Regions from separate parts of the Homo sapiens genome. Here region 2 is linked to region 1. Evidence: chromatin loops called from intact Hi-C (ENCODE). Cell type or tissue: Calu3. All regions are shown on one strand. Each heading gives the region's core, and the rest is flanking DNA. Links, peaks and the distances in the headings are about the cores only.

Region 1 (15,947 bases), core at 3,199-11,198:
TGTCTGGCCTTGTTCTGCATTCTTAAAGGGACAGTGCAGTCCTTGTCCAGATGTTGACCGAGGTCCTTTGACTAGACTTGCTGTTGAAGAGGGACTGACCAGAGAAGCAAGCCACCAACCAGGCCCATCGTATTGCCTGCAAATCTTCCACATTTTCTCCAGCAATACTCATAATTACACTAAAACACTTTAGAAAGTGTTCACATTGAAGGGGTTTTCTCTTTAATGTCATTTCAGCCCAAAGTCCACCTAAATCACATTTTCCAAACATTTCAAGATTTAGGGGGTCAAGATTCCTGTTTCTTAGAAATCCACTCTATGTGAAAAACAGACTACATGGTGTCTTGGCCCAAGAATGCAGCAGTGTCTTTGTGGATGAGTCATTCCACCCACACTCTTCAGGAAAGGGAGGAGATGCCTAGGACAGCCCCTTATTGGAGAAACGGTTCTGCCCATTTCATTGTCTAAGCTAAGTCATTTCTTCTTCCAGTTCCAAAATACAGCTGCTTTGGTCTACGCTCTTTAGTTTTATTATTAAGATGAGTGATATTTTATATTTTGTAAAATCTTTACTAAGTAAATTATGCTTACATACAAAAATATTTATCGTTTTTAACTTTTTCAGTGGCCCTAATACATGAGCAGTCAAGACAGCTTGCATTTGTTTACAGTGAAAACTTGTGCAAACATGTTCATTTTTAAACATACCTAGACTCATTGGTCAGAAGTTAAATCCTATTCCATTAGTGTTTTGATATGACTTAAATCTCTCCCTAAAACTTATATTTAGAATTCTCTAAATGAAAAAAAAATAAGTTTTTTTTAGAAAGTTAGTAGTTTTAAACTCCTTTCTAGAAAAATATTTCATTTGCTAATAAAGAAATCAAATGTAAATTTTTAAGTGATTTTTAAAGATTTTCTCTAGTATTAAAATGTAACATTCCATCTTTTGCCACATATTGCTCATGTATACTATTTTTTTAAATGCCTCTAGCAGCTTTTCTTGGTGAATTTGTAGTAAGTCAGAATGACTGAGAGGATAACACTTAAATTTATACATTTTAGAGTTCTTTTTTTAATATAGAATACCATGACTGAATGTATTCATTAAAATGTGTTTAATAGAGAATATCATTTAAGAGTTCAAAGGCTCAGTTAAGTGTGTGAAGTATGAGCTTATAGCATCCATAAAACTAATTGGATTTGGGTTGAGTTCTGTGCTGTGCAAACATAAATATTTAATATTTCTAGTCTGTTACTTATGGAGTTTTAAGGTGCCATCACCTCTAGCTTGCATGAATCATTAAAACATTATTCAATTCTGTTCAAAGAAGGATTGTTATAGGAACCTCAGGAAATTTACATAAAGAAATACACAAAAGGTTTTGTGCTTAGTGATAAACACACAAGTAAATAAATAAACTAAGGATAGTCATAGAAAAGTTTGTCTGGATACCACCTGGACCAGTAATAAAGGCTGGAAGTCATGGTCTTCTTCAATTAAAAATAGACTGGATTAAGCCAGGGCACAGTGGCTCACACCTGTAATCCCAGCACTTTGGGAGGCTGAGGCAGGTGGATCACCTGAGGTCAGGAGTTCAAGACCAGCCTGACCAACTTGGTGAAACCCCATCTCTACTAAAAATACAAAAATTAGTTGGGCTGGTGGCACACACCTCTAATCCCAGCTACTCGGTGGGGCTGAGACAGGAGAATTGCTTGAACCCAGGAGGCAGAGGTTGCGGTGAGCCGAGATCACGCCATTGCACTCCAGCCTTAGCGACAGAGTGAGACTTCATCTTAAAAAGAAAACAAAAAGTCTGGATTATTGTGTCTGTGTGAGAACTAAGAACTAGCAGGGGAGGAGTTAAAGAAATGGGATTTTGGTTATTCTCATGGAGAAGGTGGGAAAAAATTAAAAACAATACTCTTTACTCATAAATGTAGCTATTATCCAAGAAGCAGTTTTTAAAAGAAAGATTTCAAACCTTCTTAGAAGATTTCACCCTCTCTCTTCTACTTCAGATACAGCGTAAATTAAACCAAAAGGATAAACCACTGAGAAAAGCACTTGCAGTTAAAAATTGATAGTTACCTGGCATCATGATAATCAAGACATTATTATTAGAAATAAATATACATATGTATCCTGATATATTTATTTACAAGTCCAAACTGAAATTAATCTTAATAAGAATGTAAAATAAAGCAAAAGTATTAGAAAAAGGGGAACTCTAGTTCTGGGTTTCTTCACAAACTGTAGCAAAATTTTAACTTCAAATTTTAAATTTAATGGCTAGTACTAGTACTATTTATACATTTGTTGAAAAATGAAACATTCTTTTTAATTTGGAACTAAAATTTGTCTTTAAAAGATACCTTGATGTGTTTAAAACTATCTGCCTGATTGGCCCCATCGATTAACTGCGTGAAATGAATTCATATGCATTAAGTGTTTAATTCTTTAACCAGCAAATATATTTTGAGCACTTACTATATGCCCAGCACTACTGCAGGCACTGGGGGTAAATAGTAAATATGCAAGTCCCTCACTGCATGGAGATTACAGTATAGTAGGGGAGGTAGACAAGAAATACATAAACAAGTATCAGTACTACCTCCAAGTAGAGATATCAAGAATCAGTTGGATCTACAGGTTGGGAGCTTAGAGAATAGTCTAGGCTCAGAGTATCTAGTTGGGGCTCATCATCTTCTGGAAGACGTTTGAAGCCATGGGTCTAGTTGAGTTTACCTGTACCAGTGATTCTCAACCAGGAGTGACTTTGTCCCTCAGGGGACACTGGCAGTGTCTGTACACAGTTTTGATTGTCATGACTGTGGGGTGGAGGATGTTACTGTCATTTAGTGGGTGGGGGGGGTTGCTGCTAAACATTCTGTGATGCACAGGACAGGCTCCCATAACAAAGGATTGTCCAACCCAAAATGTCAGTAGTGCCAAGGTTGAGAGGCATTAACCTAGAGACAAGATTAAAAGGAGAAGAGCTCTGAGGACTGAGCCCTGGAGTACCCCAGCATTTAGGGGTCTAGAAGAGAAGACTGGATAGGATAGCAGTGAGGTAGAAGGACAGCCAGGAGCATATGGTGTCCCAGAAGCCAAGATTCAAGAAGGAATGAGCAACTGTGTCAAATGCTACTTAGTAATTGAATTAGATGAGGACTGAGAACTAACCATGAAATTTAGCAAAATGTGAAGGTCATGAGTGGCCTTGATAGGAAGCAAATAATAATCAGCTCTGAGACTGGAAAGTGAGTTAACCAGGACAGTACAGTAGGGTGGTCCTAGAGTTTAGTCAAGGTAAGTTTCAAGTGAGATTACTCAGCACTACCCTTTCTTCCAGCCATTTTCGGCTCCCTCGATGCAGGTATAGAGTAGACCAAGAGAGCTGAGTTTAATGAGAGTTGAGGTTCTCCCAGTGAGTATAGCAGAGATCAGCAAAGGTGTTGATGGAATGTGCCCTAGAGTGAGTGACAGGTCACACTGAGCCATGGAATCCTCACTGGGGGCTGGGTGCAGTGGCTCATGCATGTAATCCCAGCACTTTGGGAGGCCAAAGCGGGTGGATCACTTGAGGTCAGGAGTTCGAGACCTGCCTGGCCAATGTGGCGAAACCCCGTCTGTACTAAAAATATAAAAATTAGTTGGGCATGGGGGTGCATGCCTGTAATCCCAGCTACTTGGGAGGCTGAGGCAGGAGAATTACTTGAACTTGGGAGGCAGAGGTTCCAGTGAGCCAAGATCGCGCCACTGTACTCCAGCCTGGGTGACAGAATGAGACTCCATCTCAAAAAACAACAACAAAAAAGAAGAATCCCTACTGGCTAACCAAGCGTGAATAGAAGTGTAGCCCCAATGAGAACTGGACTTATGAGATAGATATGTTTGAGAAAATGAGATGCAAAATAGGAGGTGGTGGTAGAGTGTAAAACTCTTGAAATTTAACTTTAGGCAGTAAGATCGGTAATGACAGGAGTAGCTTTATTTTCTGATCTAAGTATGTCCATTTGAGTGAGCAGCTGGGGTGGTAGAAACAGAAAGTGGGAGATGAGAGAGTACAGAAAATAAAAGGATATGTGGGCAGGTTACCTCTCACTGATGATTTGCATATATCTCTTCTAATCCCTGCAAAGCTAAAGGAATTCCATGTTTTGGGAATAGCAGTCACCTGTCTCTTTCACTTTTTTTTTCTTTATCCATCTGGTTTTTAGTTTTCAGGGTAAGAATGTTGTTTTCGTTTACTTGTTTTCCTGCATATTTGTGGGGTTTTTTTTTAACTGTAATAGGCTTTTTCTCTCTTAATTATCTCTCTTAGTTTTTTCATCAACCATGTTTCTTCTCATGTTTGCTTCCAAAGTCAGAAGATGTCCTCTTTCTGAGTTGGCCATTCCAACTGAAGGCCCATACCCCTCCTTTTAAAAATAAAAACAGCTGCACTAACAATTTTCAAGCCATATATTTTTCTTCAAGCAGGCCACCACGATCTACAGAGTGAGTTGGACTGTAGAGTGGCTCAGGCTCTGAACTCAGGGGTGAGTTCAGAACCCTGCCCCAGGCATTGACTCTGACCATGGGCGGGTCACAAGACCTGAGCCCACAGTGTCTTTACCTACAAAATGGAGGTGATACTACCCACCTCATAGATTTGTCATCAGAATTAAGTAAAGTAATACACTCAAGTACTTTGCAAGTGTCTAGTAAGGAGGCGGGCAAGCTGCCTGTTTTTGTAAATAAAGTTTTATTGGAACAAAGCCATGTCTATGTGTTTATGTATTATCTATGGCTGCTTTCATGCCAACAGCACAATTAAGTAGTTGTAGCAGAAACTATATAGCCCATAGAGCCTAAAATTATTACCATCTTGACCTGTAAGATAAGGTTTGCAAATCCTTGGTTCAGAACATAGAATCATAAAAAATTAAGTTTCACATTTAAAAAAATTCCCACCACAGATTAAGATTATTTCACTTACTCTTTCTTTTTCTTTTATTTTTTATTTTATGTTATTTTATTTTTTTTTGAGACAGAGTCTCGCTCTGTCACCCAGGCTGGAGTGCAATGGTGTGATCTCAGCTCACTGCAACCCCCATCTCCCAGGTCCAAGCGATTCTCCTGCCTCAGCCTCCCAAGTAGCTTGGACTATAGGCACGCACCACCATGCCTGGCTAATTTTTGTATTTTTAGTAGAGATGGGGTTTCGCCATGTTGGCCAGGCTGGTCTCGAACTCCTGACCTCAAGTGATCCACCCTCCTCGGCCTCCCAAAGTGCTGGGATTACAGGGGTGAGCCACTGAGCCTGGCCTCTTTTCTCTTATCCCTCCTCTCCCTCCCCTCCCCTCCCTCCCTCTTTCTCTGTTTCTTTTTCTCACCTCTCTCTTATTTCTCTCTCTCTCCCTCTTTCTTTTTTTTTAAGAAACATGCTTTGTCACCCAGGCTGGAGTGCAGTGGCACTATCATAGCTCATTGCAGCCTTGAACTCCTGGGCGCAAGTGATCCTCCTGCTTCAGCCTCCTGAATAGCTAGGACTACAGGCATGCACCACCACTCTTGGCTGATTTTTAAATTTTTTCTGTAGAGATGAGCATCTCACAGTGTTGCCCAGGCTGGTCTTGAATTCCTGGCCTCAAACAGTCTTCCCGCCTCAGCCTCCCAAAATACCAAGATTACAGGCATGAGCCACCATGCCTGGCCTGCTTACTCTTTATGTAATACTTCCTACCCAGTGACTTACTATTAAGAACTCAGTACATAGTAGCTGTTCTTTGTTGTGGTTTCGAAATACCCCTTCACTTCAAATACTTTTTTGGAGACCTTACTACACTAATAACTACGAATTATTTTAAATGTCTTCCAGCCTTTCAAACTCAGCCCAATAAAGATGAGAAAATTTTCCCCGTCTGCATTTCCTGCCATCAAAATAATGACTAACAAATTAAGTTTTAATTTAAGCTCTATCTTTACTATGACAGTTGTGGAGAGAGAGGGGAAAAAGGTGGCCTTCGATTTGGCATTGGGTCTGAGGCATCCTATCTTCACTGATGTAATCCAGAAGCTTTCTACATTAAAATTACTACTCTCAAGTCTCAGAGCCCAAATACCCTAATCTGGATGCTATAATGTTACTATTTTAGCTCCAACTAGTTAGTGAGATCCATACTTTCAGCTGTTCCAGCATAGATTTCCTCAGAGGCAAAGTAACAAGTTTACATTGGCTTCATTAGAGAAAGTTACCCACTCGGGAATGTGAAGTTTCATTCAGATGTGGCATACAGTCGCTGCCTCTGCCTGCCTAGACCTCTTCAGAACCACTTCCCTACTGCGTGCGTGGTCTGCCCAGGAGCTGAGGTGACAGCCTTGTCATCAGCCTATCAGCTTCTGATTACTGCTTTGGCACCTGCTGTGGGCTGGGGTGTCAGTGCCTAGCAGCAGAGCCACTGTAATGTGGGGAGAAGGATTTCAGCGGTACCTTTTCTTTGGATATTGATAAAGTGATGCTGTAGTACAGGTATACAATGTGGAATGATTGAATCAAGCTAATTAACATTTCCATCACCTCTCAGTTTCCCCCCATTCTACCTGGAACGTGTACCCTTTGACCAGCATCTTCCCATTCTCCCCACTCTCCAGCCTCTGACAGCCACCATTCTCTCTGTATCCATGAGTTTGATGTTTTTAGTTTCCATATATAAATGAGACCATGTGGTATTTGTCTTTCTATGCCTGGCTTATTTTGCTTAGCATAATACCCTCCAGGTTCATTCATGTTGCCACAGATAACACGATTTTCCTCCTTTTTAAAGCTGAATAGTATTCCATTGTGTATATATACCCAGAAGTGCCTCTTTTTAATTGGAGAAAACATCATATAAGTTTCAGAGAAATTAAGTGAAAAAACTAGAGCCTTGCAATACTAAGAAACATGACCAAGAGTAAAATGATAAAATGCTATAAATTATCCAACAGGACTAGGAAGTTTATAGACTTTGAGTTGTTATAATCATTACATTTTAGATCTGGAAAGGCCCTTAGACGTTGCCTAATCCTGCTTCTTTTAGCAAATATGAAAACTGAGAAACAGCTATGTTAGCTGACTTCATTGGTTCATATGAAGCCACAAAATGACTCAGCAGCAAAGCCCAGCATAGAAACCAGGTCTCCTAATACAATCCAGTCACCTCTCTGCTCCATCACACTCTATTTATGGATTTGAGATAAGGCCCAAGATTGTGATCAGAATGTACTTTCACTTTGACACAATAGCTTGTATAGTTTAATTCATTTTCCTTTTTAAAAAATACAAACATGTTCAATCATTATGGCATATGGTACAATATAGCCAAAATCCTTCTGTCATTTGTATTTCTGAAACATTTATGGTCTGACACACAGGATTTGGCAGCTTTTATGAATGTTATACATGTACCTTTTTATATCTTATTAATAGTAAAGTATGGTGCCAGTATTTAAAAAATAAAATCTTGCAACTTATATGAACAAAAGTTCTCTGAAATAGGAATTTGAAGGAAAGACTCTTCCAGTGAACAATTTGCAGACTGTGGAGAGATAGCCTTCAGTGTAAAATGAAGATGCAATTCCTGAGAACAAAGGGAAGGTCCCGGGTTTTATAGCAAAAGTGCCCACTCAGGTTCTCAATCAGGTCCATATAGCAAATGAAGGATTGAAACACGATTAGTTCTGACTAGTTGGTGCTGCTGAGCCCTGATTGGCTGAGGCTGGTGAGTTCTAATTGGTTGGTTCGCATTAGCTCTGAAAGTCCAAAAGTTGAATGGAGGCATGGGTTTTCCAGGAACTCAGAGCACATGTGTGACCTCCAATCAGCAAATGGTTGGTTGGCTGTATTTTAAATTTAGACCCGGTTAGCCACTCAGGATCCATCTTAGAGGATTGGCTCTTTCATGTTCACATTTGTTCACACTTATTTTGAAATTTTCAGTCTATCAGTATTAATGTAGTTTCTGATTATTTAAATATCACATGTCAGAATGAACTCCTTCAAACTCCATAAGGTCTTAACCCAGAATTTTTAGAGTGCTAACCAGTATTAATAAAGCAGCAAGACCAGAGGTTGGGTTCTTGTATTGTTGCTTGAAGCAGTGTTAAAGATACACCGACATGACTAAAATGCATTGCTGAGTAAACAAGCACGGATTTTAAAGTTTAATATGATTAATGCAACTTGATGCCAAACTCTGAATGTCTCCTAAGGCTTCCAAGTTACTGAAAAGCAGCCAATATATTTTCCCAAGTCATAGATTTGATGCAATCCATGTGCCTTTTATTTTAACATATTTGTTGCCGTTTTAAAAGTTGCCGTCTGAAAAAGTGCTGAAAAAATGAAGACCTTTTACTTCTGCCGACCAGTTAGACTGTGCCTTCTTCTTTTTTTTTTTTTTTTTTTTGAGACGGAGTTTCACTCTTGTTGCCCGGGCTGGAGTGCAATGGATCAATCTCAGCTCACCGCAACCTCTGCCTCTCGGGTTCAAGCGATTCTCCTGCCTCAGCCTCCCAAGTAGCTGGGATTACAGGCATGCACCACCATGCCTGGCTAATTTTGTATTTTTAGTAGACACAGGGTTTCTCCATGTTGGTCAGGCTGGTCTCGAACTCCCGATCTCAAGCGATTTGCCCGCCTCGGCCTCCCGAAGTGCTGGGATTACAGGTGTGAGCCACTGCGCCCCGCCTATGTTACTTTCTTTATTCATTTTAGCAGAACAAACTACAGACAGAGCCGCTTGTGATTCTACTCTTGTCATAATTATTTATGCTCTGCCATCCTCCTGGTCATGTTTTGTCTTCGAAAACACAAAAACAGTTTATTAGTAGACTTTGCTCTGCATACATGGGCCATCCTGTGGTTGTCCTGTAAAATAATACAAGCTAGTAGTACTGAAACATTTAGTATTCTTCAGGGTTTTTTATTTTGTTTTCCGAGTGTAGTTCAGTTGTAACCCACCATTCCTCGTTTAAAATACAATTCTTAGTTTCCATCTCAAGAATTCAGAAAAGGAATCTTGCGTTTTAAGTTTATAATAATGACAGAGAGACCATCTTTTCCTGTGATTTTTCAAAATGGGTAGGAATTATTTGCTCCAGCATTTTCTACCTACTCTCTGGAGTCTTTAGGGCATGAGTAGTTCTAGCTAGCCAGTTTCTGGAGTAGCTGTGAATGTTAACCAAATTCTGTCCAAAATGACTATAATTTCCTTTCAGTATTTTATAATACACTTTTCTACTATCTTAAAGAAAGTACTTGAACAAAATTTAAACTTATCACTGTCTCCTGTTTTATAATTGATTAAAGCACTCAGCCCCACTTGAGATGAGTATGACTTTTGCCTTTATATAGAGAGACCATAAGCCCTGAGAAGTTTATATTTTTACAGTCTCATAATATAAATTTTTTAAAACTTTTTTTGTTTAAAACCTTTAAAGGTTTGCTGTCTTATTTGCTTCTTGTGTCTTTTTCAGAATACCTTTCTTAACAGTCCCTATTTTTAGTTTAATTTTTCACTTCTGTTTTGCTAAGGCTGTAAATTGGCAATCACGTTTAATGGAGTCTTAGGAATCAGTACACTAAGTTAAGGACCTCACAGGCTTTCAACATAAGCTCCAACATCAACAACATCCCATCATTTTGGTTAGCTCACTGCCTTGTTCTTGGCTATATTCCAGAGAGGTCAGAAATTATTGATTCCTATGCAACCTGAATTTTGTCAGATGTAAAAAGGAATATTTAAAATGAAAATTGAATGTATTTAGATATAGCCACTTTTTTTTTTTTTTTTTTTTTTTGAGATGGGGTCTTGCTCTGTCACCCAGGCTGGAGTACAGTGGCGCGATCTCGGCTCACTGCAAGCTCCGCCTCCTGGGTTCATGCCATTCTCCTGCCTCAGCCTCCCCAGCAGCTGGGACAACAGGCGCACACCGCCACACCCGGCTAATTTTTTGTATTTTTAGTAGAGACAGGGTTTCACCATGTTAGCCAGGATGGTCTCGATCTCCTGACCTCGTGATCCGCCCGCCTCCGCCTCCCAAAGTGCTGGGATTACAGGCATGAGCCACCGCTCCTGGCTAGATATAATCACTTTTTATTTTCCAGTTTTTTTTAATTATATGTTTCCCTTAGGGTGAGTCAGATGTCATTTATTTTCGAGATCCATTCAGAATGATAAATTGGATACAATTGTGAGGTTAATTATTTCAATGTTTTGAAGATAGCTCAGTCCTTTTTTTGTCATCTGAGGTTTTGGGCCCTCTGAAAAACTACCAGTTGGCAAGCCCTCTGCTATAGCATCACAAATGCAACCATTGCCATTGTACTTGTCATTCTTGCCCTATTTTGTGTTAAAAAAAATATATATATATAAACACCATTTAGGATTAACATTTATCTTAACTCTTGATGCAATTTTCATCCATTTGCTGTCATTTTCCCAAAAGAAAGAGTAATGAAAATTTAATTTGGGAAGACATAACATAATACTAATCAAATATTGTCTATATAACCTATATATCAATCAGATCATTCCTGATTTTATCTTATGAGTTGGAATTTTAACCTCTTACATGTTTGAACAATTGTTATTAGAACAATTGTTGCTAGAGAACAGATTTCCTATTGCCAGAACCTTCAGACAGAGAGAATGTGTGCGCGTCCACAAGCTTAAAATTTTACGTCAGTGTTTCAAAATGTTTCTTGACCATGGGGTATTAATTCTGAGTGGTATTATGAGCGGTAAAAAGTAAAACCCTGATAGTTTCCTGGATCAGACCTATTAGAGTTGTTTAGATAACACACTTTGAATTACTTCCTCTCAGGAAACATTGAAACTGGAAATGTTAACCAGACACACATACGGAAGCACTTAGAATGCATTGTTTCTTTTGCTATTAAAAAAAAAAGGAAAAAAATTATGCAAATAAATTACATCTGTAGAAACCTGAGGAGACTATTTGGCTCTACTGCTAAAGAAAGAGCATTTATTTATGAGATTTTTCATCTGTCACTGGCAGTGACCACAAAATTGGTCAGTACGTTAGTTGTATAATTTATTCAGGGCTAATTGCTAGCATTAATAATGACTTCAGAGTTGGAAGCATGGGATACAGATTGTGCTCACATATGTTACACATTTTTATGTATGAGAGTAGGAGTAAGTTATTTAAGAAGTACACACATACACGAAAATGTAGACAAAACTGTTGAATGTGCCCAGATAGTGACATTTAGTAAGGAGAACTTTGATCTGTTTAATCTGTACGTGTACTGTTTGATATGAGTCTCAAAAACTGGTGGACATTATCTTTCAGTTCATTTCCTGTGCAGTACTTCACTAGACTTATCATTTCTTAATTCTGGAAGGTGTATGTTTATAAAGATAAATTAGGAAAAATATAGTAAATATTGATTTAAAGGGATAGAAACACATTTTTTGTTTCCGGATCCCTGTCTGCATCTTATCCCTGTCTCCATCTTTATTCAAATGGGTGACTCGCCAAGTTTTTCACAAAGTTCTAATAAAAAGGAAGTATAGCAGTGCAGCTGAGAGTTTTGCAGACTAGACTATTCTAAAATTGTATATTTTGAATTATTTCCATATGTTCACATCCTTTGGGATATAATTGTAATGATATTTCAGGCTCTATTCTGGCATTAAGTTTTATTCTGGGATAACATAGTCAATAAAAATTTGAACGATATTCAGTACAGAGAAGGATAATACTTAGAAGTAGTGGTTTGGGCTTCAACACAGTAGGAGATGAAAACTTAGAAATCTATGTGAAAATACAGAGGTGTGAAAGGCAATGTGAAACACTTAAAAAAAGTAAAATGTTTTGTTAATAAAAGTAATAGTAACGATGGCCTCCATTTATTGAGAGCCTACCATGTGCCAAGCACTGTGAGCATTTGTTTACATACGTTCACTTAGCCTGCAAAATAGATGGTGATGTTCCATTTTATAGGTGAGGAACCTAAGGCTCAAAAAACTAAAAGCATTTTGTCTGAAGTCACTACACTGTAAAGGCAAGATTGAAACTCAGCTTGTAGTTTAGCTGATAGTATTGTATCTGTCAGTTTCCAAAGGCCATGGTTCTTTTCATCCATCTATACCCAGTATCAGTAAACCTTTACTGTAAGAAACAGAGAGCACGTATTTTAGAGTTTGCAAGCCATACAGTCACTGTTGCAGCTACTCAGCACTGCCATCATAGCGTGAAAACAGCCATAGACTATTTATAAATGAATGGGTGTGGCAGTGTCCCAATAAAACTTTATTTACAGAACCAAGTGGTGGGCCAGGTGTGGACTGTGGGTATTAGTTTGCTGACCTTTGATCTATATTTTTGTAAGTTTAACTAGATGCTGGTTGAAAGTAAAAGCCTTAGGGATAAACCAAAGGCTAAAATTGATAGCAGATGATTCTTGGTGACCTAAGTCAAGAGAATAAAATAACTGAAACCAGGACCCAGACAGAGCAGCCTGTTCCTCTAGTCCCAGCCACTTGGGAGGCTGAGACAGGAGGATCACTTGAGCCTAGGAGTTCAAGTACAGCTTGAGCAGCATAGCAAGACCCAGTCTCTTAAAAAAAAAAAAAAACTGCCAAGAAAAAAAATAATAATAATAACTGAAAACTTGAAACTACAAGTCCTATGGAAAAAGAAAGCCCTTGTATGTGTCAAGCACTGTCATTTATAAATGATGTTTAGCTCTAAACAAACAAAAACCTTGAGCTATATTCTTCAAAACTGTCAAAGCCTTAGAAACAAGGCCAAGAAATTCACAGATCGGAGGACCAGAGGCAGTGTGGTATCCTGGCTTGATCCTGGGATATCAAAATGACACTCATGGGAAAAAAACTGGTGAAATCCAAATAAAACTTGTACTTTATGTAATAGTATTGTACTAATGTGAATTTCTTAGTTTTGATAAACATGCCATGGTCACATAACATGTTAACAGAAGCTAGGTAAAGAGTATACAGGAACTTTCTGTACTGCCTTTGTAACTTCTCTGCAAATCTGAGATTATTCCAAATAAAAAGCTACCTGGGCGTGGTGGCTCACGCCTGTAATCCCAGCCCTTTGGGAGGCTGAGGCAGGCGGATCACAAGGTCCAGAGTTCAAGACCACCCTGGCCAATATGGTGAAACCCCTTCTCTACTAAAAATACAAAAATTAGCTGAGCATGGTGCCGCGTGCCTGTAGTCCCAGCTGCTTGGGAGGCTGAGGCAGGAGAATCACATGAACCTAGGAGGCGGAGGTTGCAGTGAGCCAAGATCACACCATTGCACTCCAGCCTGGGCGGCAGAGTGAGACTCCATCTCAAAAGAAAAAAAAAAAAGAAAAAGCTAAAATGTATTTAAATTCCTAGGCTTGAATTTAGATGCCTAGCATCTATGTTAGAACCAGATGAATACCGAAGTACTAAAAGTAAACACAGTTAGGTTGAGATCTTGTTAAAAAATAATAGCAATACTTACCTGAATCATCCAAAATGGACTTTAAGCCTTGGCAGCATATATTCCCATTAAAACAATATTGTGCTGTCATTTCTGTACTTACAATGTCTCCTACGGAGAAATTCACTTCACTATTGGAAACAACAAAGCTGTTTGTTTTTTATAGTACTGTTGTTGATTGACAAATTACTTGTTCCAAAGATTAAAATTATACAGAGATCACCTAGAATAGAAGGTAAGAAATTATTTACAAAGGTTGCTCTTCCTAGTTTTCTAAACACATATTGATGATCACCACTCAGTATATGGTATGAACGTAGTCAGTTACTTTACCCAGACATTTTTATTAACATGAGAGAAAAAAATTCAAGCTTAGGTTTAATGTAAGCCTGATACCAAAACCTGATAAAATATAGATAATAAAACTGTAGGCCAGTCTCATCTGTGACAAAGATGCCGACATCATAGGTCAGGTACTATCAGAGAATTACACAGTATTGTCTTAAGTGTACTATGATCATGTGGAGATTATTTCAAGCATGTAGAATTATTTTAATATTTAGGAATCTATTATAATATATAATGAGTGTATTAGAGAAGTGAAAAATGAACATATGGGCCAGGCACGTGGCTCACTCCTGTAATCACAGCTACTCAGGGGGCTGAGGCAGTAGAATCACTTGAACCCGGGAGGCAGAGGTTGCAGCGAGCCGAGATCATGCCACTGCACTCCAGCCTGGGTGACAGAGCAAGACTCCATCTCAAAAACAAAACAACAACAACAACAACAAAAATAAACATATGACCATCTTAATTGGATATAGAATCAACATTTTTATTAAAATTTTTAAAAATTTTATTTGTAGAAACTTTTAGAAAACTAGAATTGGAAAGACATTACTTACATGATAAAGAATATCTCAAACAAATTTATCGTATTTTTATATTAAAACACAATATTCTCATTAAAATCTGAAACACTAAAATGCTCACTGTCACCACCACCACTCTGTTATGAGAGAAGGGATGAAAATTGAAAGGATAAAGATAAATTTTTCATCATTTGTGTAAGTTATAATCACCTAATCCCAAGAGAATTAACTGGAGAAAAAACCTTACAGTAAGACACTGGACATGCAAAATAGCAATAAAACATATTCAACAACTATGACTCAACAGCAGTGTCCAGGGATTGATAATGAAGGCAGAATTAAATACTAATAAGGGAAATAAAAGATCTGAATAAATGATGAGAATTATGTGCCTCTTTGGAAATGCTGTTACAGTGATGTCACTTCTTGCCAAAACACCATGTAGATTTAATGTACTACAATAAAGTTATCATTACAAACCATAGAAAAAATGATTCTAAAGTTTATCTGGAAAAGGCAAATTTTTCAACCTTTCATTTTTAAATTATTTCAGTTCTAAAGAATTGTTCCAAGAATAATAATGAGGACACCCTATCACTTTAGCCAGATTCACCAACTTTTGCCATTTTAGCACATTTGTTTTACCCATTTCCCCGGACTCCACTCACATATACAGATACACGTATGCGTAATATAACGTATCTTTTTCTGAATCATGTGAGGGTGAATTGAATCCATTATGTCCCTTACCCCTTAATACATCAGTGTATATTTCCTGAGAATAAGGGTTTTCTCTTATGTAAACACAGTATATTCAGGAATATTAGCAGTGATAACGATACTTTTATTTATAGTCCTGATTCCAATTTGGTCAGATGTCCCAAAAGTGTACTTTATTGCATTTACTTTTCACTTCTCTTTATTTCATGTTAATCTGGAACAATTACTTATTTCATTTTAATCTGGAACAATCATTCAGCCTTTCTTTGTCATTTCTGGCATGGAAATTTTGTTAAGAATACACACCAGGTATTTTATAGAATATTTCTGTTTGGGTTTGTCTGATATTTCCTCATGATGGGATTTTCATAATAGTTTTGGCTAGAATGGTACATAAGCGAGGTCATGAACTTCTCAGGAAGTCACATTCAGAGGTAGAGGATGTCAGTATGCCTCTTTGGTGATACTAAATTTGATAACCTGGTCAAGGTACTGTCCAAGGTATATTCTCCACTACATAGTTACTTTTTTCCTCTTGCAGTGAATAAGCATTCTGGAAAAAGACACTAAGACCATGCATATAACCTCCTTAATCACCTCCTTAATCAAACTCCTATAAATTTGGATCTATTGATGATTCTTATATAAAATGATCTTTACTAAAGTTATAATAGTATAAAGTATAATAGTAATAAATAATGAAGTAAATAATAAGTTTCAAAATTATGATTTTCCAGTCTTCCTTGTTTGTCATCTTTTTGCTATCAGCATGGACTTAGGTGTTCCTGTTTTATTCAATAGATTATAATTCATCGTGGTCTTTATTGTGATGCTCAAATTGTCCCAGATTTTAGCAGT
Region 2 (15,947 bases), core at 4,836-12,835, 49 kb before region 1:
AGTGCTAGCAAGGATCTTTTTTTTTATAAAAGAGAAAACTGATAGATCACATGATGTCCTCAACCATATTGAGACAGGTTTTATGCTTTGGATTAACAAGAATTTGTGATAGTTACGTTAAAAACAAAGCAACTGTAAAAGTAAGGCAGTTACTCACCCCAGGCTGGGGAGTGGGGGCATTGCACAGGAAAGGATATATAATCCATTTGGCTCCACTGTGAACTGTATAGTATAAACTGAATTTTTATTATAATCCCCAAACTGTGATAGGCCAAATTGGGAGGATCGGGGAGGGAGAATGTGGAGTGTGAGTATATGCGGTGTGATAAGCTTCCTACATAATGGAAAATCAGTAGATAAGATATACAAGTCATTCATATTTAGAAACATGGAGACAAGTATCAACAGAAACTGCTCCAAGAGTTAGAAATACACACCTCTAGGGAGAAGGAATCAGGTGGGAGGTATGGGGCATGGGCTGCTGGTTTTCTTTTATTAATTATAAGCCTTTTAATACCATCTGATTATTAAAACCATGGGCATATTTTAGTTTGACTTAAAACTAAAGCAGGCAGCATAGTTTTTTGCTTTTTTCAAAACCTACCACATACAGTTTTGAAATGGCACACAAATATCACAGTATGAGAGTTGTAAACTGCACAGCTGAGGATGGCTGACGGGTTCTTCCAGTGAGGTGTGGGTTCACAGGTGAGCATCCCGTGCAGTGAACAGGACCCAGCACTTGGTTTAATACTCTGCTGTCGCCGTTTTGAAATTCTTAATAATTTAGGCACAAGAGAGAACCCACGTTTTCGTTTTGCACAGAACCCTGCAAATTATGTAGCCAGGCCTGCTTCTAATAGATACATTGTTTGGATTCTAGCCTGAGTGAGGTTGCTACTACTTCCTTTGACCCTGACCTCCTAGTGGCCTGCTGTTTTCACCACTCACATATTGATAAGGCCACCAGGATTGACGTAAACCGACATTCCCTCACGAGGGAATTTGGAAGTCATGTATTGCATGATACCGTAGAAAGTTGTTACGGTGGCTTCTATGGGTTAATTCTGTGTCCTTTTAAGGAAGACATTTGGTGTGGGAAAAGGTTATTTTTAATTCTAATTAATTATGTACTGAGGGAAATGGTTTTCACAGGAAAGAATATCAATACTTCACAACAGAGAAGTGGAGAGCTAAGCTTGCAGCACCCTTTTGGGGGAGAGGAAGAAGCTTAGATCGTTGTCCAGATTGGGAAGTCTGTGGTGGCCCTGAGGTGTGAGGAGACCCCGGTGAATGAGTACACAGAGAGAACTAAAATCTGGCCCCTTTTGACAACCTGAAGCCCTCACTTGACCTCCTGTAATGAGCTATGTCCCCTGCAGGCAGTTCCCTTCCCCTGCAGGGGGCATATCTCATTGGTCACTGCATGGCAGACTGGGAGTCCCACCTGTGAGATGGGGAAGGCGTCATGGGAAGCACACAAGCCGGGTGTGCTCTCCGAAAGGGTCCCCTGTGAAAGCCTCCGTGTGGGGTGGGATGTCATTGAAGCTTACTCGGGGTGGGGGGTGGGCTCAGCTGAGTAAGTCACATAGAGAGAGGGAGGGGATAGACGGTGCTAACTAAGGGGTAATAGCTTGTCACCCTGAAGTGAGGAGGCAGGTTTTCTTGTTTGGTTAGTAAAGTAATTTTAAAGGCAGTTACCAAAGAGGAACCTTAGAAATATCTAGAGTAACAATAGTGTATGAGTAGTCATTGCACAGCCCCCTGCCCACATGATGTAATAGAATTCAAGGCACCACTAATTCGGGTATGTGTGTTCTGCTGTTTTTCTTAAGTTATTTATAGTTATAACTTATTTATTCATTACAATTATTTATAATTGCAGTGTTCCAGAGATAGCTGTATAGCTATGTTTAGTATAAGGAAGCATTTGTCTTAGATAAAATTTTTTCTTTTCCTGTTTTGCATTTTGGATAAAACAGTTTTATAAAGGATGAAAGTTTATAAAGGATAAAACAGTTTTATAAAGGATGAAAGCTCCAATGCAAGTAACATTAACTCAGGCATGCCTGGGAGTGCTAGGAAGAGCTGATGCAACAATCAGAGCCTTCCTTCTTCCCAGTCTGTAATGGCTTTTGCTATCCCTTCGGGTCCTGTGCCCATCACTGTGCTAGACAGCAGAGATAGAGGGCTGAACACAAATCAAGTGTCTCTGTCATTGGAGAGCTCACGGTCCAGAGAGAGTGAGAGGCTAAGCACTTGCACATTGAGATAAAGGTAGCACGTGAAAAGTTCCAGGTGTCTTGAGAGTTTAAAAGGAGAAGCTACTTGAGGTTGAGTTCAGGCAAACCTTTTTTAAAAAATTTATTTATTTTTAATTGAGACAGGGTCTCGCTGTGTTGCCCATGCTGGTCTTGAACTCCTGGGCTCAAGTGATCCTCCTGCTTCGGCCTCCCAGAGTGTTGGGATTACAGGCATGAACCGCTGTGCCTGGCCAAGGCAAACCTTTTTGCGGAATGACTTGTAAGCCGAAACCTGAGTAACAAGTAAGGAGGTAGTATTGCAAGTACAGGGAACGGAGTGTGTGAAGGATATGAAACAAGAACAAGTTCTTTGTACGAAAGGAATCCAGAGAGCCTCTGTGTCCCTACTCTCAGAAAGGAAGGGGCAGAGTAGCACGGGATTGTGCTACGAAGGCTGTGGGGCCAGAGAAGCTAGGACCAAAACCTCCATTAGGGATTTTCATTTTAAAATTATACATACAATGGAAAGCCATTGATTGCCATGGTTGGGGGTGGAGGGTGGCGGTTAAACAGCAGAACTTGAAGTCCTGGATCTTCAAATATCATCATAATGATGGTCCTCCTAGGAGACAGTTTTCACACTTACTGAAGGTTTTTGGATTTGTCAGATTAAGGTGGATTTGAATCCCATTTCTCTTGTTCATTGTGTGGCCTGGGACAAATGACTTAATTCCACTGAGTCTCAGATTTCTACCTTGTAAAATTGGTGTGATAATACCATATGTCATAGGGGAGATTGAAGGATATATGATATATAAGACACTTGTACAGTATCTGACATCTAATAAGTTTTCAATATATGATAGTGATGGGAGTAGTAGTTGTTGAGTTTGTTATTATTATGTATTTAGGACATTAAACAGGTGTTAATGGACAGAGGAGCAGAATAATAAATAATTAACCTATTGGGTCATTAAATAGGAGAGGGATATATCAAAGAATTTGTTCTAAGAATCAAAGAGAGGAGCTAAAAAATGATATTTGTTTGTCTTTGTGATAGCGAAAGTCAAAAAGCATAGCAGTAAAATGTGAATAATTTCACTCCTTTTCCTCCTGGGTGTTTTTACTTTGTGGAGTTGTATGTAAGAGTTCAGAAAACAAACATGGAGTGACTGGTCATTAGACATATTCAAATATTCCTGGTATATAATTATCAGTGCATTTTGAATTACTCATTTTCTCAAGGAAAAGTTTTTGGAGACTTTAACTTTTTTAGAAATGGGAAAAAAATGCTAACCTGACCTGCTTCATGGTGATTCATTCCTTTCTCATTTTGCTCCTTAAAACAAACCAAGAAGCCAGATGTTTAGTTGCCTAAGATGAAAGCTGTTTCCTTAGAAATCCTGAATGAAAGAAAAACTGCTTCTCTAGAATGGCAAAGTCCATTTAGGAGGTAATCGTGACCTGATTTAGGCAATAGAATGTGGTTGAAAAATGTTGCTCATAGCAACCAAGAACACTTGTAGATAAATTAGTTTTCTAAAATAAGCCTTCTCTAATAACTGTATATGGAATTTTCCTGTTCAACTGTACTGTGCATTCTTTTTTGTCCAATGATTGTATTGACCTAAATAGTTCGGTTTGGTGGGCTTATAACCTTTTGATTACATCCATTTGCTTAAAAATCTTCCATTTCTTTTATAGAATGTTTTTCACCTGTCAACATACTCTTGTTCTTTCTGTGAATTTATATAAAATGTAATGGTGTCAAGGTACTAGAAAAAAGTCCAAGTTCCCCCGTATTTATAAACAGCAGACTGAAATTGGTAATTTTTAATTGTCATTACTTAAAAAGATAAAAATGAAATAAACTTCTAGTATGTCTGATTTTTGTTTCACTCTTTTTAGTGATGAAACATTGAGCATAAAGCTCTGAAACATGAGTGTAAAATTAGTATTTTGACCACTTTTCTCTCTACTCTTGATTCCTTAAGTAAAATTTATGAATATCATAAATAGAAATCTAGATAAAATAGTCATGTGTAAAAATGCATCGACTCCAAATATGCAAAAAACCTTTCACAAAATAAAATTTTATTTATCCATAGATAGGGTTCTAGGCAGCATTACTTCATTATTCACCATAGGCCTCTTGCTTTGTGAGTTGTTTTTTAAATAGGAATTAGATGTAGATTTGTAAAATTTTGAAACTCCTAGATAGATGTGGAAAAAGAATACCATAATTAGACACAAGTTCTTCAATATCTATAATGATCACAAGACTTTAAAAAAATTTTTTTTCTTCCATCTTGATACCATAGTTTAGGCCTGACCAGCTACCCTACTTTCAAATTCTCAGCACATTCTTTGAAAAGATGGATTAAAATATTAGTTTCCATGCTATAGAGAAATGCCTGTGAAAAGTAATTTTTTCTTCGGCATAGGTACACAGCTGTTAATCTCTCCTCCTCACTCATTTCTAATTTTTATTCTTTTCATCACCTGTAGAGATAATTTTGTATATGGAATTTTCTGGAACAGAGTTCACTGACACAGTGGTCTCCATGGTAAATTTACCATCAGGCAAATACCGTCACTGCTTCTGACACTCCCTCTTCACTTATTTGCCTGTGTCTTCTGGTTTCTTACAAAACATTCATTTAAACAGTCAATAAAGAACAGAAACACTGGAGATCAGAGGACTGGAATTCCAGTGACTGCTCTGCTTCATGACCTCAGCCACACCGCTTTTCCTCCCCGGGCCATGTTTAGCCAGTGGAGGGAGTTGACCCCACTGTCTCTGCCGTCTCTTCTAGCCCATTCTGGATGATCAGAATATTCAATTTTGCTTTTGCGGAGAAGTTTTAGAGAGGGGGATTGTAGCTTGTTTCTCTCCTAGCTTCAATGTGTTGTTCAAATTTTAAATTTGTATCATAGATGAAAAAGAAACACTCATCTGGGAGTGCTGGTGGCATTTGGAGTTAATTTTGGACTCTTCTGATGAAAACTCCAGTTCTAACCATAGCCTATCTCCCCTTTCTCTTAACATGTATTCAGTCAAGTAACAAAGATTTATTGACCTATGTGCCAGACACTCTTTTTGGCACTGAAATCCAATATATTATATAATACAGTTGTCTTAAAGTTGGCAACTCTATCTTGAAAGTATGATGCGTTCATACTTTCAAACTAAGTTATTATTAATGTTTAGAAGTGTACACAAAAGCTATGAACTTCTTTCACATAATCCTTTCCTAATTTTGTTTTGCGTATGATATAAAATATAAATGAGGAACAGATAAACCACAACCTCTGGTACTAAAGTATTCTTTTATATTTGCTGCTACCTTGTAATGCTCATGAATTTGTCAGTTTAGATTTTCAAAATTATTTATGTATGTTATCTGTGGTTCCTTTGGTTTTACTAATACTCATCAATTCATTTCTTAACATATACCAATAGGGCATCTTTTATTTGTAATCATCTATTTCTAATTAATCAACTTGTTCAGAGATTTTATAATCTAAGGACAAAACCTTGTTTTCTTGACTTTGAGCATTTTAGTTCTCCCTTCTCTTCCTTTCCCTTCCTTCTCTTCTCCTTCTTCCTATTAAGTCTTCCCCAGATTTCTATCAATTCTAAATCATAAAGGCCCAGGTTCAACTTTCTAGTATTTCCATATACTTGTAGAACAGCATAGAATTATTTCATGAAACACCTTAGAATTCACCTGCCAGTGGTGGTATGATTGTAATGAAGTCAAAATGATTAGCCATTTTCTCCTTTTATGACTCATCTTTGTCTCCTTATTCTTCATCTGTTGGTAAACTTTAAGTTATTTTTAATGTACTTTTACCTAATGTAACTCAGAAGTCAAAGCCCATAGGTAAAGAAGGCCCTATTATAGTTAAAGCAAGAAATTCAATACTTTAGGCCAGTTACTTGAGGACTTATAAAAGTGTGACAAATTATTTTAACCCTTATAGTTGGGCTAAGGTTAAAAGCTGGCTGTACATTAACAAAATAGCTATTAGGTAAGTAAACAGTGGTCTGAGAGGCCAGCTAGACATTGAGTAGCTGCCTTGTTCAGATGGAAGTATTGTTGCTAAGAAATAAAAGTAGGATCGAGAACTTGGAGGCCATACTACTGTGTCCCCTATGCTCAGAAAACACATGGCCCACAATATGCCCTCAAAAGATATTTGTTGAAAAATATGTTTCTGACTTTGTTATCGTCTGATTAGAACTTTTGTACATTTCTTTATGTGTGGACATTTAAAAATATTAATGTAACAAAAATGGACTAAGGTCAGTGATAAAAGATATAGGTTCTCATTCTAAATAGAAAATCACATAACTTACTTATCTGTTAACGTCTGACTTATCTAAAAATTCAGTCTGCTAACCATGTAATCAGGGTATGGAAATTTGTAATTGAAAGATTGTATGAGTTGGCCTCTCATTAATAAAAAATTGACTCCTTTGTTGTTTATATTTTATGTCTGTTGTGTTATCTGTTTATGCCACTTCCATATTAGTACTAGTTCTAGAAGGGAGGCATTGAGAACTCCTCTGTCCCATGGCCACAGCTGGGGAGTTTCCTCTTCTACAGACTCTGAATCAGCCCAGAATTCTCTCCCCTCTAGCCCCATCCTCCTTAAACCCTTCTTCCATGGAGATTCTTTCCTTCTCTCATAATCACAGGTGTGGTCTTCACAGGTGTGATCACAGGTGTTCCCAGCTGTGATCTTCTTAATCTGGTCCTGAGGAAAGAAAAGGTAAATCAGAGAAATGAGGGAAAAGTCCTCACTGGCCTACCCTAAACCCCCTGTCCCCTCTTTCTGTTCCACTTTATCTCAATTCATTACCCTCATCCACCTCCTCCCAAGTTCCCGTTTCATTTGTCATCCCCAAGCCCTTGGCTCTGTCCCTCACCTCCCAAAACTGTGGCCCTCTTATAGGCTACTCTCCATCCCCTCTCATGGCATCCACACCCCACAAATCCCCAGGAGTGACTGTGAAAAGATTCTGAGCTTACAATGAAAGGAACAGGATTCCCTGCTCAGGCCAGCGAGGCAGGATGCTCTTGCCGCCCCAGGTGTCGCTGGCCACGGGATGCATTTTCCCCAGTGTTCTGAGTTACTCCTGGCCTTGTCTTAGTACTGTGTTTTAAATCCAGTTTTGTGGGCTGATCTGACAACTTAACCTCAAATTTTATTCTTGTTTCCCTGGGAAAATATTAAAATTTTGCAGAACTGACTAATAAATGAACTTTTGGAATACCATATGTTTGTAAATGGGTGGCTGCCTGTTTTCTGATAATGGTGTATCCTGTAGTGGCTCAGAATGCCTTTGTTTGGGTTTGGAGGTGAAGAGAAAGAAAGGATGTTTGGTTTGTTTTAACACTGAGAATTTTTGGCTCTAAAAGTACTTTGTAATCATTTTAATTTTTATTATTCTTTCATTTAAATTGGGACATTTGTACCAAAAATGTCTTTCAGATTCATGTAATTCCTTATATCTATCAACAGTTGTGTACCTATGCTGAAGAAAAAATTACTTTACACAGGCATTTCTCTATGGCATGGAAACTAATAATTCTTTTCAAAGAATATGCTGAGAATTTGAAAGTAGGGTAGCCGGTCAGGCCTAAACCTTGGTATCAAGTCATGCTGTGTAAAAGATGGCTTTTCACATAATTGTTTTAGTGATGTGTTCTGTCTGTGTAAGTAAAAAAAAAAAAAAGAGAGAGGGTATTGCTTGAGAGATATTTACTTTTCCATTTTTCTGTATATTTTTTAGAATATTTATTAACCAGGTTATCAGGACACTGTGTGTGTAGCATCATCCTAGAAGTAATTATCCACATACTTCTCTTGGTTAAACTTAACTACATGAAGTGTGTCCTCAGGAACTTAGCTGAACTGTGTGAAACCCATTCAGTTCACACAGGCCCTTGAATGTGCACTTTAAAGCTTTTCATGGAAAATGTCTGAACCTTTATTAATATATTGTTTATATCTGAATTAAGTTAGGGCCAAGAACTGTAATTATTTTTCTCCTGCTTGCATCAATAGTTTTACATAGGCCTTCTCTGCTGATAAATTTGAGTCAGATTAATGAGTAATAAATCTAAAGATAACCTTTTAAAACCATTGGAGAGCCAAGAAAGTGAACATATAATTATGATTTAAAAGGATATGTGACTAAGGCACTCAGATGTGTTTCATCTGGTGCCTGGGTGTTCATTTCTAGTTTTAACGCAATTGAATGAAAATTACTTCCTAATTCCATCAAAATAGCATCATTGGCTACTTTAGACTTTTTAGAGTTGATGTTAGGAAATACACCAGTACACCATACAAAATTAGAAATTGAGGAATCAGAAGGACCAGAAGTTCAACCAAAGGACTAAGAAATAGTAAGTTCCTAGAAAAATTCAAGTCAACTTTTTCTACATAACATTTTGCCAGTATTTGTACTCTTCCTAATTAAAAATGGGCATACCATTTAAAAACATACTGTATTTATCAAAAGTAGGAATTTGTCTAATAAATTGAAATTTTGTTTAAACATCATGCTTTACATTCCTGATATGCCATAAAACTTAATGGTGGACCAGAAATGTAAAAGCTTGACCAGTTGGGTTTCATGTATACTTTGAAACCAGAAGGCCATCACTTGGTTGTTTGTTTCTACAGTAGAAATGAAAACAATTTATTGTTTGCTAAATAATGGACACACTTTAAGAATTTTAAAGTGATTCGTAACCTTCAAGAGTTTACTTGGCATGTACAGCTGTTTTTAAAATTGCATTGAAATGCTGTTTTCAAATATCCTAGAGAGAAGGGGTCTTGTTTTTAGTCTGAAGCAATATCAGATCACATATATAGTCAGAAATATCATAAGTTTGAGTAGAAATGTTTATCCTTCCTTCTACCTAACTTAAATGCCTTTGGATCTCTATTTAATGTGTTGAGAGACCCTGACTCTATTTTTAAAGAAATTGAGGCAAGAGTATACTAATATTAGCCAAAAATCCTTCAGTTGGATACATTAAATAATTTTAAGAAACCAACAAAAAATCTAATCAGTGCATTGTAATAGTAGTTGTATTAAGGTTGAACTGTTAGAGGTGATTTATTTCTTATTTTCCAAACTATAAAGTGGTTATATTACTTTCATAAATAGACTTTTAAAAACATGTCTCCATGTGTATATATATTTAGAGAGGAGAGAGCCTCTGAATGACTCATTCTGGAAAAAAAGGGGGGCAGTTTTCAACTTTTCAAATAGCTTTCTTTTCTCTTCTTCCCATTTCTTCACTGAAAATTGCCAGTTACTGTATATAAAAAGTGTTCCTTTTCTTTTAACCATTTCTGCTTCCTGCCAAGGTGTAAATCAGAAAGCCCAAGTTTCTTTCTCCCACTTCATAAACAAGACTTCGTTCTGCTTCAGACACTTGGAGCCCTGCCAGAGTTGTCATGATGATGTCAGTTTACCAAGAATGTTCACATTTCTCATGCTGTGTTCCACATTCCCTGGACTCGAGCAAATGTCCTTTTAGAGCTCACTGAAGTTTCAGGATTGGATTTAAAAAGCATGCCTTGTTTTCAGTACTTGCCCTTCATGTGCTACCTTTTCAGAATCAGGGATCCATTTTTAACAGCTTGACAGTTTACAAGCCCACACGATACATTTTGTATTTGTCGATTAAATACAGAATGACCAAAAGTTTATCAGTTGGTGAAACCAGTCAGATTTGCTAGTTTAACAAATTGGAATTTTATTAATAGTATTCTCTCATTTAGCAAGTATTTATTTTATATCTATATTTATAATTTATGATGTTTCATTGATTTTTTAAATTTCCTTTTCACAAATAACAATGACATCTACCTATTTTGGGGGAAGTAATACCTCTGTGTAGGAGATGGAACTTATCAGATGAATTCTGATACCTTGTATTATTTCTTGATTCTTGGCTAGCTGATTGGAAACCACTATGATATACATCATTGTATCTAATTATTTAATAAATGATTTGAGCCTGTAAGCCATAAATATTAGAAAATCCAGACGGTTTTTGAAACTTATTTAGAGAGATGGCTATGATTGAAGGGAGTAGTTGAACTTTGTGTATACCTTGTCCTGGTAAATTTAATGGACATCTCATTTATACAGAAGTTCAGAGGGCCATGAAGAGTTCAGTCCTTCTAACATTTAAAATGTGTTGAAGCCCAATTTTATGGATTTTTGTAGAACAAAGGTTTAAAATAAAACCTGTTCTATTTTATATCTGCTGCATTTGATCTAGTTATCCCATGTAATTCAATACTGTGCAGAATTTTATTTCTGAAATGATCCTTGAAAATCATATAGTCTGACTATAATTTTACAGGTAAGTCTTGGATAACTGAATGATTCTGGATAGTTTTAACTACATGTTCAGAAAATTGGACTAAATAAGATAAATTCTGTGAAATATATTAGTCCTCAGAATTCTTTGTAAATGCCCAACAAATATGGATGTGTTTATATGGATTTATTATAGTAGTTGCACATTGATGACCTAATTAACCTAAGAAACAAAATATCAGTACATAATTATTTATATTATAAACATATTTGATTTTTTAATATCCTCTCAACTTGAGTTGGCAAATTACATCTTTACAAGGAAAGAAAGGGGGAATTTTCTTGATTTATTTATTTATTTAGAGATGGAGTCTCATTCACTCAGTCACTCAGGCTGGAGTGCAGTGGCACGATCTTGCTCACTGAAACGTCTGCCTCCCAGGTTCAAACGATTCTCCTGCCTCAGCCTCCTCAGTAGCTGGAATTACAAGCACGCACCACCACGCCCAGCTAATTTTCGTATTTTTAGTAGAGATGGCGTTTCACCATGTTGGCCAGGCTGGTCTCGAACTCCTGGCCTCAAGTGATCTGCCCACTTCAGCCTCCCAAAGTGCTGGGATTACAGGTGTGAGCCACCACGCCCAGCCTTGACTTAATTTTAAAGTGGGCTTTGTTTGACTTTCTAGGCTGATGTTGAATATTGCCTACTTTTCATTTCTCTTATAATAATAATGTGAGCTACAGTTTTCTTTTAATCACCAAGTTTTGATTCACTCAAAATAATAGAACTTGAGATGGGTGCCAGCCAAAACACTAAGTATTGTTAATCATAGGCAAAACCCTGGTCCTCTGTCCTTTGTTCTCATTGAGTGGCGTAATGACTTGCTGAATTCCAATTCATAAACTCAAATCATTGTGAATTTTATGTTTAATCCTCCTAGCATTGCTCTATGGCAAATGTATCCTTTTGATAATTTTTAGAGCATTCCCTTGCGGCTTTTTATAGAAGTTTCAAAACAAGTTTAAACTAGGCAAATTAAAATCTAGTTTGAATACAGAGATTTTTAAATCTCTATTTTAAGAAATAATTGCAGATTCCAAAAGTAGTTTTCAAATTAGCAAGGAGGCCTCAACCAGTGTTTCATTCCCATTTTTGAACTCTTCATCACATTCTCTAGAATTTCAAGAGTGAATTTCCAGCGAGAAAAGGACCTGACACACGAGTGAAATGGTTACCTGGCATGAAAGGATATACAAGATGGTCTACTAAGCCACAGTTGTACTGTTTTTGATATTACCATTGTCTCTATATGGATAAGAACTGTCTTATAAACTCTGATATACTATTTGTCCCACTTTTATGCATTGTATAAAATAAGTAAATGTTTTGTTAATTGACATTGCTTTAGTCTTTCTGTAGTTTTGAGTTTAAGTTGTTGTGTGCATCTTAAGGCATTTCTCCAAGAAATATTTCCTAATTGACCCAGTTTGCTTTAGGAAAGTTCCCTCAGTTCGCCTTTGAAAAGACTGTTTTTCTAAATTTAGTGCTATTTAAGATTTCTTTTCTCTCCTTATTTTCCAATATGAACTCCAGTTTCTTCCTTTGTTCCCAAGCAGCCAACTAGAGTATTAGAGGGTCCTCCCTCAACCAGGACATGAGATTTATTTCCTTTGCTGCAGAGCAGTGCTTTCCATAGACTAGAGGTGCACTTAGTTTTCTTTTGTTTTTATTTATAATTTTTATTATTATTATTTTGAGACACGGTCTCACTTTGTTGCCCAGGCTGGTCTCGAACTCCTGGCTCAAGTGATCCTTTCACTTCAGGCTTCCAGAGTGATGGGATTACAGACATGAGCGCCATGCCAGGCCTTGTTTTTATAATGGTATTGTTACTAAGACTTTAATCTTTTATTCTCTCAAGTATTTCTTTTTTATCCTTAACTATCTTAAAAGTCACTTCCTTTTTTGTTGTATGCACACAGCTAGCATTTGAGGACACAGTGTATGCATATTTCCATAAATTAAAGGCCCCAAACCTGGCTGTCTTGGGGAAAGTTTATATTCAGACTTCTCCAAATTCTGTTTCCAAACAGAAATGTAGTGTGAACAAAGCAGAGACTGAAGAGTGAATTGCACTGAGTTGGTGCCGACACAGCGTCTCCTCTCTCCTCTTCAGCCCTGGTGACCGGCCTCTTTCCCTTTTGTAGGAAGTTCTTTTCAGATCAGTAGCTGTCTGCAAGGCCTGTTCTCCCCTGCAGTTCAACTCTACTTTGTAAACATTCTTTCAACGTTAGGTTTGTGTTTTGGAACCTTATTAAAAGTTTTTGAATCAGATTCTCTCTTAAGTTCTCCAAAATCCAGTGATTCTGCACTGCTTCCCTTTCAATGTCTGACACAACTAGGAGTAGTAATTCAGTTGTTTTTCTGATTCCCATAACATTAATGCATAAAAACATAAGCAGAACAGTAAACCATTTGTTCTCCTACCCTGAAGGAGAGCCCAAATCCTTTGGTTGTATTGGAATTTTATTTTCTATGTGGTGTGAAACAAACCAATCATCGAACCCATGCTTGGTCACCTTTTTAAAATAACAGTTTACCTATAATAATATCTATTGCTTTATAAGAGGATTCACTTTATATTGATGAAACATTTGCTAAACACTTAAGGAAATTCCCATAAAATGATGGTCCAATTGTAATGGTAGTTTATATTGGTCAATAATTTTATTTTATGTGAGAGTATCTTGAAATATTTGTATTTATTACATTTAAAATTATAAATTTGCTTGATTTTTGCCTTTTTCAGTTATGTTTATAATGAAGCAATATGTTGATGTTGATCTTGTCAACTTTTGATAAACATGGCAATTTACATGGGAAATGTATTCTATCTTAAATAACCAGACATGTGAAGAGACAAGATAAAATGATTATTTTATAAAAAATAAAGCAACAGGCAATAAAAACAGACCACAAAGGAGCCAAATTATGAAGTTTTCAGACACATGTTGTAAAGTAACTATACGTGATATATTCAAGTAGTTAAGACTGAGTTTAGTGGAGAACTTGAAACTGAAAAAAAAAGAAATTCTAGACCTTAGCTCGTCTTTTTATTCTTAATTGTCTTAAAATTCACCTTACGATAGTTAATGATAAAAAGTTAAAACCAGCCCAAAGTGTGATATAAAATAAACTTAATATCACCTTAATAGAAAGCATATTTACTGTTTAGACCGTCAAGATGATTAACTGCTGCACCATCAGTAATCTGCTTTTGACCAGCTGGACCCTTTTTCTGACCACCCATTTCAACAGTGCCATTATCACCCAGTTCTCAGATCCAGGTCAAGTTGCCCCAATGTCGCTTTCATCAGCTTAGCGATGTGAATCCCAGCCAGAAATTCATCAGTTGCTTTTCATTCTAAGAGTCAAATAAGCATTTGCTTGTTTGGGCAGATTTGACCAGAAACTGGCATTTTCTTTGCTTATTGCCAACTTAACCAAATTATCATTGCCTTATCAAGGTTGTAGAGAGAGGACTTCTTTAAAGTTTTCCTATTTTTTTACTCTACTTGAAGAACTTGGTGCAGGTTCAAATGGAATTAATTTGATCTTTATCTAATTTATATCATAAGGTTTTGTTCTCGTAGTTTATCATTGAATGATGTTTCTGTCAATTAAAATTTTTTGCCAAATTTTAGTTTGGGTTTAGATTTCAAAAATGTAATTATATTTCAAAAATGAAATATGATTGGAGAAGACTCCCTGTGCTATATTGGTAATACTGGTTTCCTAACAGTGGTCTTTCTAGTACATAGATATGTCACTAGTTTGTAGTTGTTTTAACCATTTCATGAATGAAATCTTTATGATTAGTCTATCCTTTGGAGAATTGAGAGCTAACTGTACTATGCCTGTATTTGATTTGCTCATACATTTTACTTGTCTGATTTACTTATAGACTGCAGACTGTTTTTTGTTGTTGTTGTTGTTTGGTTTTTGGTTTTTGTTTTTGTTTTTTTCGAGACTGAGTCTTGCTCTTTCGCCCAGGCTGGAGTGCCGTGGCACAATCTCGGCTTACTGCAACCTCCGCCTCCCTGGTTCAAGCAATTCTCCTCCCTCAGCTTCCTGAGTAGCTGGGATTACAGGCATGCGCCACCATGCCTGGCTAATTTTTTTGTATTTTTAGTAGAGACAGGGTTTCACCATATTGGCCAGGCTGGTCTCAAACTCCTGACCTTGTGTTCTGCCCGCCTTGGCCTCCTGAAGTGCTGGGATTATAGGCGTGAGCCACCGTGCCCGGCCTACAGACTGTTTTATTGGAGACTATTCATCAGCTTTCTGACCTGACACTTCATTATTACAAATTTTATATAAATACATACATATGTTTTATCATTCGACAGTGTTTATTTTGAAAATTGTTTTTTGTACCAGAAATCTTTAGTTAATTTTTTTACCCATATAATTTAATTTCCAAAATATTATTCAGGTAATTAGGCATTTCTAGATAGAGTAAACTGCTATATACTCAGCATAGTGAGCAGTTACTTTTTTCCCATTTAGCGTGATTAGGCATAATTACTGATAATTTCTGTTGATAATCTGTTTTGTACCTTATGAATCCAAACATTAATGCAACATGTTGAGCTTCTTTACATGTCCCAGTTGTCCACATTGGCTCTTAGCAGAAGGTTGATGTATATTGCCAGTACTAAGAAGGATAAAGTTACTGGTCAGCATTGCCCCAATTTTGAGAAACTTTGAAAGCTCCTGAGTTTTGGGGAAGAGGTCAGTGGTTCAGGACCAGATTTCAACAGGAATGCAGCCTATTTACACTAAGTCTAGTTGAGTATCTGGGTCCAAAAAGAGATCAATTCCTAAAGAAACAGCCTACAGTTGGGGACTGGGAGTGAGGAGGCGGGGAGGAAGGCAGCGCAGTTCTGTGACTGTAATGCAGAGGTGTTATTAATACCACTTGCCAAGGTGGGCATTTCCAAGACTTCCTTCAAGATGAGATGGGAGGAGACCAGAATAGGATACACACAAGCCCCTGGAGATCTGAGCCTTGGCAAAAACAAAGCGAGGAATGACCTGAAGATGCCAGGAGGGAGTGTGCCTAGGAGGGAGTCAGAGAGGCTTGTGGGGGAAAGGAGCAGCCTGTCTGTATTCAGGTGTGGGGCAGCAGAGCTGGGAGTGGGGGGTGCCTGTGGATATCCTGGACAGCTGTTCTCCCAGGCTGCCAGGAGCGGGTGGCTTACTGACACTCAGATGTCCATTCTGACTGCTCACATGGATCTAGACAGTGCCAGATGGCAACAGTATTTCCTATGAAGTTGCC

What was found. Hi-C counts contacts between places; a loop is a spot of excess contacts. Peaks named below come from ENCODE experiments on the same cell type or tissue, not always from the same donor. Only the 100,000 strongest peaks of a DNase experiment are listed, where the experiment ranks them.
Region 2: a loop joins it to region 1, with 2.1 times the contacts of the local background. A loop is called at or near these places in 13 of 110 quality-filtered maps.

What each region holds. Positions count from the first base shown.
Region 1 is chr18:32,293,396-32,309,342 of GRCh38, reverse strand. The region is part of intron 3 of GAREM1 (GRB2 associated regulator of MAPK1 subtype 1); the gene reads left to right. Among named protein-coding and RNA genes, the nearest start is that of MEP1B, 110 kb to the right of the region's middle. In Calu3, for the core only: no CTCF peak of the experiment used is centred there; a DNase peak (open chromatin) is centred at 7,142.
Region 2 is chr18:32,343,744-32,359,690 of GRCh38, reverse strand. All of the region lies in intron 2 of GAREM1 (GRB2 associated regulator of MAPK1 subtype 1), which reads left to right. Among named protein-coding and RNA genes, the nearest start is that of GAREM1, 120 kb to the left of the region's middle. In Calu3, for the core only: no CTCF peak of the experiment used is centred there; a DNase peak (open chromatin) is centred at 9,730.